Linked DNA regions of Mus musculus: all the other regions are linked to region 1. Evidence: chromatin loops called from intact Hi-C (ENCODE). Cell type or tissue: left cerebral cortex. All regions are shown on one strand. Region 1 overlaps Dcdc2a (doublecortin domain containing 2a). Region 2 has its middle 200 kb from the start of Gm34122. Region 3 has its middle 38 kb from the start of Gm34122.

The links. Peaks named below come from ENCODE experiments on the same cell type or tissue, not always from the same donor. Only the 100,000 strongest peaks of a DNase experiment are listed, where the experiment ranks them.
Region 2: a loop joins it to region 1, with 3 times the contacts of the local background. A loop is called at or near these places in 2 of 42 quality-filtered maps.
Region 3: it touches region 1 in a loop (2.5-fold over the local background); 3 of 42 quality-filtered maps call a loop at or near these places.

Annotation. Positions count from the first base shown.
Region 1 is chr13:25,186,235-25,188,734 of GRCm38, forward strand. It overlaps Dcdc2a (doublecortin domain containing 2a), which reads left to right. Exons shown (of 10, transcript NM_177577.3): 8 at 1,442-1,542. Among named protein-coding and RNA genes, the nearest start is that of Nrsn1, 83 kb to the right of the region's middle. In left cerebral cortex, a CTCF peak has its summit at 1,372; a DNase peak (open chromatin) is centred at 1,299; H3K4me3 peaks cover 256 bases.
Region 2 is chr13:25,557,766-25,560,265 of GRCm38, forward strand. No RefSeq gene overlaps it. Among named protein-coding and RNA genes, the nearest start is that of Gm34122, 200 kb to the left of the region's middle. In left cerebral cortex, no CTCF peak of the experiment used is centred here; a DNase peak (open chromatin) is centred at 1,268.
Region 3 is chr13:25,397,001-25,399,500 of GRCm38, forward strand. No RefSeq gene overlaps it. Among named protein-coding and RNA genes, the nearest start is that of Gm34122, 38 kb to the left of the region's middle. In left cerebral cortex, no CTCF peak of the experiment used is centred here; a DNase peak (open chromatin) is centred at 1,234.

The DNA.
Region 1 (2,500 bases):
TCGGAAGGGATTTATTTCCTTCATCGTCTAACTTTCCCAAACTGTATACATGTTATAGCAAGACGAATAACAACACTACTTTTAAGAAATGCATGTTCCCTAAGAATGTATAGCACCACCACCTTAGTAACATTTATAATGAGAATGAATTAGCATCCCAGTGGGCTCTTCCCTCTGCTACTGGTTTTGGTTTCAGTTGAGCCTGGTAGACATTTCACTCCACTCCAGCCCTCTTCCCTAATGCCAGAGGAAACAGTTCAGCTGCTGCCCTCTTACCTATGAGACCCCTGACCTCTGAGCAACTTTGCACTGTTCAGTGTCTCTCACTTTGTTGGGCTGTAAGCAGCCACAGGGAGCAGATTACATCAGTGTGAGTGCTCTACAGCGTGAGTGCACTGACCTACATCCCAGTCTAGGAACTAAGTCTCATTCATGTCTTACACTACAGTGTTGGTGTCTTATGTATGGTTATTCCTCAACAAATGTAAACATACATTTTGCATATAGTTAAGATTGACCTTGGACCTTTAGCAATGTGTGGTGTCATGTGGCATGCATTAAGTAATTTTTCTAACAATCATGCCTTTGTTACAGAAGACAGGATCAGTTTCTAGGCTGCAGGGATAATCAAACACTGGAGTAGCGTAAAGGAGGTAACATTTCCATCCTTGGGGAGCCTTAAAAATTAGGCAAAGAAGACATCTGTGAGGGTGGCTGAAGCACTAAATCTGTCTGGAAGCAAGTAGACAGACAGAATGACAGATGGCTCTAGGATTTGATTACTGGGACTGGAGAAGGGAAGGCCCCCCGAGGGGAGACATTAAAAGTTCTTCAACAGAGATTGCTGCTTTGCAAAGGGAAGCAAGTTACAGGAGCTTAGCTTAAATCCCTAGGGGCTTAGGTCTCTTCTGTTGTCAGAGCTTAAAGCCACAGGTTGTGAAAAATCCTGTAGAAATCTGCAAAGCTAGAGCACGCTGATTTTCCGCAGAAAGTCCACTGTGTGCATGAGCCTGTTGCAATAAAAACACGATTCCCTCCCCTCAATAAAGAGAATCGCTTGCCTACATTATATTGAATGCATAGCAATCTCCAGGGAAATGGAAACTCTTAAATGTATTGTAACACAGGGAACGTTGTCACTGATTGCTGGGTAGGAGGGGACTGGGGTCCAGCCAGGAGGCTTTTCCATCTCTGGCGACTGGCGGCACCAGTCAGCAGCAGTGTGTGAGCAGGCAGCCATTCCAGCAGAGCTCTGCTCTCCTTCCTCTGGCCACAGGACCTCCTCTCAGTTAAAGCATAATGATCGGGGCCCAGGATCTTTAAGAGGAACTGAAATCTACATATCCCTCTTTAGGTATTTTACTGTAATGTCAGCTTTCAGCCACACGATGTCACGATTGGATTTTGTTTTTTTTTTTTTCATATGAGTTTGTCTCCACAGGTGAAGGCATTTTCAAAGCTGGAGCAGAGAGATCTGAAACAAGGGGGGCAGCAGAAGTTCAAGAAGATGAAGACACCCAGGTTGAGGTTCCAGTGGACCAGGTAATCTTCCTGCCTCTAAACATTCACAGAACCCAGCAGTGATGGCCTTGTTACCCCCTCCGGCCCCGACCCCCTACACTCAGGCGCCAAGAGGTCAAATGACTTCTGAGGTATACCAAGTTCTTCTTGGTACTCCTCCAGAAAATACCCACCTGCCTCTCTTCAATGTGGAAGTGGTATGTTCTTAATAAGCAGGACAAAACAGAGGGAGCTGGATGTGAGCCACAAGCTCACAAAGTCCGATTTAAAAACGAAGCACTGGCTGGGAATTTTAATCTTAGGAAAAAGTCATTTTCTAAAAGAAAACGTGTTTTAAAAATGCCATGATAGTCTCTCCTTCAGGGTCTTCAATATTTTTTGTGGTTAGATTTCTCTTCTTCTTTTGTAAAGGAACTGCTCACATAAATAGAACTCAAATGTTTTCTATGTGTGTAGTAATGTCCTTTCCTAGGCCAGGGGGACAGTGGACTTATTTGTGTTACAGGAAGGTATGCTAACAGAAGAAATTAAGACATGTTAATTCTGGCTAACTTCAAGAAGTAAGCCAGTTATCCGTGTGCTTATGTGTGCTCATATGCCCAAGCCCCCCTTGTGTGTGTGTGTGTGTGTGTGTGTGTGTGTGTGTGTGTGTAGGTCAGAGGTAGACACTGAGAGTCTTCTTCAGTTGTTTTCTGTCTTACTTTTGAGACAGGGTTTCTCAGCAAACCTGGAGTTCACTAGTTTGCTTAGACAGCTGGCTGGCAAGCCCTGAGGATCCACCCGTCCCTGCCTTCTCAGCACTGGGTCAAAGATGTGTGCCCTGCTTAGCCTTTCATGTGGGTTCTGGGCATCTGACGTCCTCATGCTTGCTTAGCACGCTCTTACCCACTGAGCCAACTCCCTAGACCCTACCATGCATTTTTTTATTTATAGTAATTCCTTATTAAATTTGAATTATATGAATTACAGCATAGTTCTC
Region 2 (2,500 bases), 370 kb after region 1:
ACAAGTATTTCAATTATTTTGATTCTATAATCCATAAAACTAGATCTTTCCATTTTGTATATTTTTACATATATAGCATGTGTGTTCTTTAATTTCTCTTCCCTTGGTTAAATTCACTTTTAGATATTTTATAGCTTTTTGTAGCTACAAAAAATGGGGTTATTTTCTTGATTACTGGTTTTCCTGGGGATCTACAGCTGCCAACTTGACACAGCCTAGAGTTATACAAGGGAGTCTTTATTTGATGAATGCTTCAATCAGATTGACCTGTGGAGAGGTCTGTGTGGCACTTTCTTGATTGCTAACTGATGAGAGCCCAGCTAACTGAAGGCAGCATTACTTCTAGGCAAGTAGGCCTCGCTGTATAAGAAAGATAGTCTGGAATAAACCAGTAAATAAGATTCCTCTATCTTCATACCTCAGGTTCCCTCAGTGATGGACTGGGACCTGGAAGAGTTAGCGAAATAAACCCTTTCCTCCTCAGTGAGCTTTTGGTCATGGTGTTTGTCACAGCAGCAGAAAGTTAACTATCCAAGACCACCAAGTGTTGTGTGGACCAGTGCTACTCATGTTTGAGTGGCCATCATATTCTGCACCTTGTTAACATTTGCTTTGTAATTAGGAGAAGATCTGCTTGTCTGTTGTTTTGGGTGTTTTCCTTTTATTATTAATCATTTTATTTGTTTACATTTCAAATGATATCCCCCTTCCAGGTTACCCCTCCACAACACCCCTATCCCATCTCTCCTTCCCTCTTCCCCTTTGCCTCTATGAGGATGCTCCTCCACCCACTCCCCCACTTCTGCCTCACTGCTCTAGCAATCCCCTATGCTGGGGTGTCAAGCTTCCACGGGACCAAGGGCCTTCCCTCCCATCTGTGATTTTCACATATCCGATAATGACATCAAACTGACCCTGTGACTTCTTTCCCATTCAAATTGCTTTGTTTCTTTCTCTTGCCTGATTATTTTTCCCCTGGCGATGGCTGCAGGAAGTCTGGTGAACAGAGCTGGTAACTTGTCTTGTCCCAGAGTTTAGTATGAAAACATTTAGCTCTATCCTACTGTTGCTTTATACATTGACTCAGGTGTGCAACCTGAGATGAGAAGCTTGTCACCATGGTAAATCCATCAGCTACCATTGGATTTGACTTGCTGGGCTTTGGTTGAGCATTTGGCAGCCATATTTATCACAGACACCTCCCTCCCAGTAGCTTGTCCTTTTTCTTCAGTCTTTCTCTGGTTTGGGTGTTAAGGTAACACTGGGCTTATAATAGTTTTCAAGCTTTCCCTCACAATTTAAAAAGAGTGCTGTTAGTTCTTTTTGGAAATGCTCAGTAGTACCTAGGAGTGAAGCCATCTGGCTCTGCATTGTTTTTTTGATGAGAGCCATTTTTGGTTATCCATTCAATCTTGTTTACTATGAGTCTATGAAGTTTGTTGTTTCTTGATGACTGATCTTGGAAGGTGTCTGCATCCAGGAATTTTTTCCAGTTTTTCAAGCTATGAAGCTTGTTGGCATCCAGTTATTGGCAGCTATCTCTAGAGTCCTTTTCATTTCTGTGGCATTTTATGGTCTCTCCTTTTACCTCTGACTCCATGCAAGTCTTTTTCTATTTCTTTTTACCTCTCTTAATTAAGGGTTTATCGGTTATCAATGTGATTATTTTTAAACAATCAGCTCTTCATCTCATCGATCTTTAGAACTGCTTTTGCATCTGGATTCCATTAACTTCTGCTCTGGTTGTTATGCCTGCTGTTCTCTTTGGTTTCAGCTTGTCTTTGTGGTAGGTTGTCTGTGAGATCATTCAGATATCTTTTCAGGCACTGCTGAGTATATACATCGTCCCTTGTGGGCCACTTTTGCAGCTTCCTGCAACAGGTCTGGTAGACTGTGCATCCATGTTCATTTGCCTGGAATGATCTTTTAATCTCCTTCCTTTTCCCTTGATCCACTGTTGGTCCAACAGTTTGCTTGAGTCCTGTGCTCTTTTTTACTTTCAGTAGTTTTTCCCCCCTCTTTTCACTACAGATTTGTAGTTTTAGTGCTTAGCTACCAGCAGATATAATAATTTGATTTCCAGTTTATGGATCTTTGAGCTTTTCTTGTCATTGACCATATAATTTATTCTGTAGCATGCTCCATGTGCTGATGAGAAGCCATGTTCTGTAGCTACAACACAGACTATTCTAGAGCTGTCTGTTAGGTTCCTTGATGGAGGGTGCACTTTGATCTCTACAAGTTCTTTAATGATCTTTCTCTTTGCATGATAGGTCCCTTGCTGAAAGTGGGATTAAAGCCACATGGTGCTGTTGTACCAACTGATTTGCCTTTCCCTTCATGTTTATTAATATTTGCCTGACATACTTAGATCCTCCATAATCACATGCAATTAGAACTTCAATTTGTTTTTGGTCAGATGATCTTTCTATTGTTATATTGAATTATTTTCTCTGCCTCTTTGTCCTGTATTTGATCATAAGCTAAATTTATGAGAGGT
Region 3 (2,500 bases), 210 kb after region 1:
TACCTGCAAACTATAGGCAGATATAAAATGTTTTCCAAATAAAACTCCCATTTCTAACCAATCAAGAGTGATAACAACCTTACTTTATTTCTTGACATTAGTAAGATGATTCACACCCCACCATTGGACTTTTTCACATTTATTGGGGGCTGCTGTTGACATGTTCTCTCTGCTCAGTTCTAAGCTCAAAAGTTCAGATTATCTCAGCTATCAGACAAGATGTGATGTCTCCTCCTGGTCCAACAGGAGCACAAGCAGAACTATTGTCAGTACTGTGTAGATATAATAACTGGGTCCACGTATTTTCAGCCTGCAAAGCTTCACAGACTCAGAATCGGTTAGGGAAAACTCTGCTTTAAGCATTAGTAATTCTTTGGGGTCATGGTTAGCAGGCTCACTATGATCAGGGGGCCCTATTATTTTTGGTGCTCTTCTTACCCATGACAATCTACTGGATGCTTTATGGTTTATGTAGTTTCATATCTCAAGGAATGTCACACTCTTTTTCAGGCTTCTTTCAAATGATGACCCTCTGATCTCTAAGCTCTAACTTCTAATGCCCCCCTTTGCCTGCTTAATTTAGATAGGCTGAGACCCTTGGTCTTTGGGTAGGTAAAGTCAACACCCCATTCAGTATGGAAGAAGCTATTAGAAGCCATACCTTCCACTTAGCAACCATTAAGATTCAAGGATCAAATCTCAGAGAGGGAAAATGAGACAGGATAGGAAGATAGAGAAAATGTTTGAGATGTAAGGAGAATAAGGAAAACACTTTTTTTGTGCCTAACAGTTAAATACACCCTAGAAAACATATATCTGGAAAAAGAAATGAGAAAAAGTATTCCAAGATCTTGTTGGCCCAGTGTAGTTGAATCTATCAGTGATCCTCACAAAACAATCACTTTCATAGAAAAGATGGATCATGAGCACTAATTCTATTTAGAAGGACTTAGTATGTCCTCTTAGGAGAGGTAATTTAGAGGCCAGAAGCAGTGAAGAAAGAGCAGTTCTGAAAGGAAGGAAGGAAGGAGAAACTCACCATTTTTCCTAAATACTTTGAGAAAAAGCAGACTTGGAGCAGAGTTTGTCAGAATGTGACATCAGCCTTCTTGTGATGTGTCACCATGGAGAATGGAGCTCAGCACATGCAACCAAGAGCATGAGATGCTGTCATGGCCAAGGGTTCCAGGAGTCAGGCAGAACAGCTCACACACACTCTACTCCCACAGCATTCTGAAGCTCCCGGAACAAAAGAAAATGCAGCCTTGGGGACCTGTCCTTCAGATTCTTCAGTAGGTATAGGCTGTGGGAGGAGGTGGGCTCTGTGATGTCTCTTCTTGCACCAAACACCATCTCTCTTTCTGTGTTTGTCATTAAGGAGGCCATGTCACTGGGATGGTGGTGACTGTGGGTGTGACATCTGGTGTGGGAAAGAGGAGTTTTAGATGTTAGGGAAGCAAAACAAATTTCTTCTTACTATTATTGTATAGGCTTTAACTATCATCACTTTCTACTAATAGAGTCTTCCCATCATCCAGACAGGACACAAGATACCAATAAACAGGAAATTCCCTGTATCTGCTTTCTCCTAAGCCCTGGCGACCTCTCTACTACAAGCTTTCTAAGCCAGAACCATTATGTGAAGGGATCAATAAAATAAGTATTCTTTCATGTCGGGCTATTTTTACTTTGCTTAATATTTTCAAGGTGTACTCATGTCATGGAATATGTCAGATCGCCATTCCTTTGTGTGACTAATTAACATCATTGTATAGATATAACACATTTAGTTTTATTTTTCATCTAGAGTATTTCTACCTTTTGAATGGTGGTATAAGCATATATATACAGCCAGGCCTAGGAACACGGCTCAGTGGTGGAATGCTTACCTAGCACGCACAAGACCCTGGATTTGATCTCTAATAGCATATAAAAATACAGAATAAATAAAATCATCAGGTATCTATTATTTTCTTTCTTCCTTTCTTAAAACTTTATTTATTTATTTTAGAGACTGGCTATACAGTTCTGGGTGGCCCCAGACTCATGACAGTCCTTCTGCCTGTAAGTACTGAAATCACAGGTATCAACACTATGTCCTGCTATGCTTTATTTTTTTTAAACAAATATATATGTTGGAATAGAATTTATGGGCTCTTGGAAGGTCTATGGTAAGTATTTTGAGGAATGAAGTTACATGTCTGCAAGTGGATATTAGCTTTTATTTTATTATTTTTTTCTTATTACGGTATACAGAAAGATTTTGTGAAATTATTTGGCAGCAATTCCTCAGCCCTTGTTGCATTTCTTCTTGGGTACTGGTAAGACAGAATATTTATACAGAGTATGATAATTCTACTTCTTTTATTCTCAGAACTCTAAAGAAGGCCATCAGCCAAACAGAGCTGGCCATAATACCTACTATACTTTGGCATGAAATATGCCCAGTAGGCTCATGTGTTTGAACATGTGGGCTCCAGTTGGTGGCACTGTTTGGAAA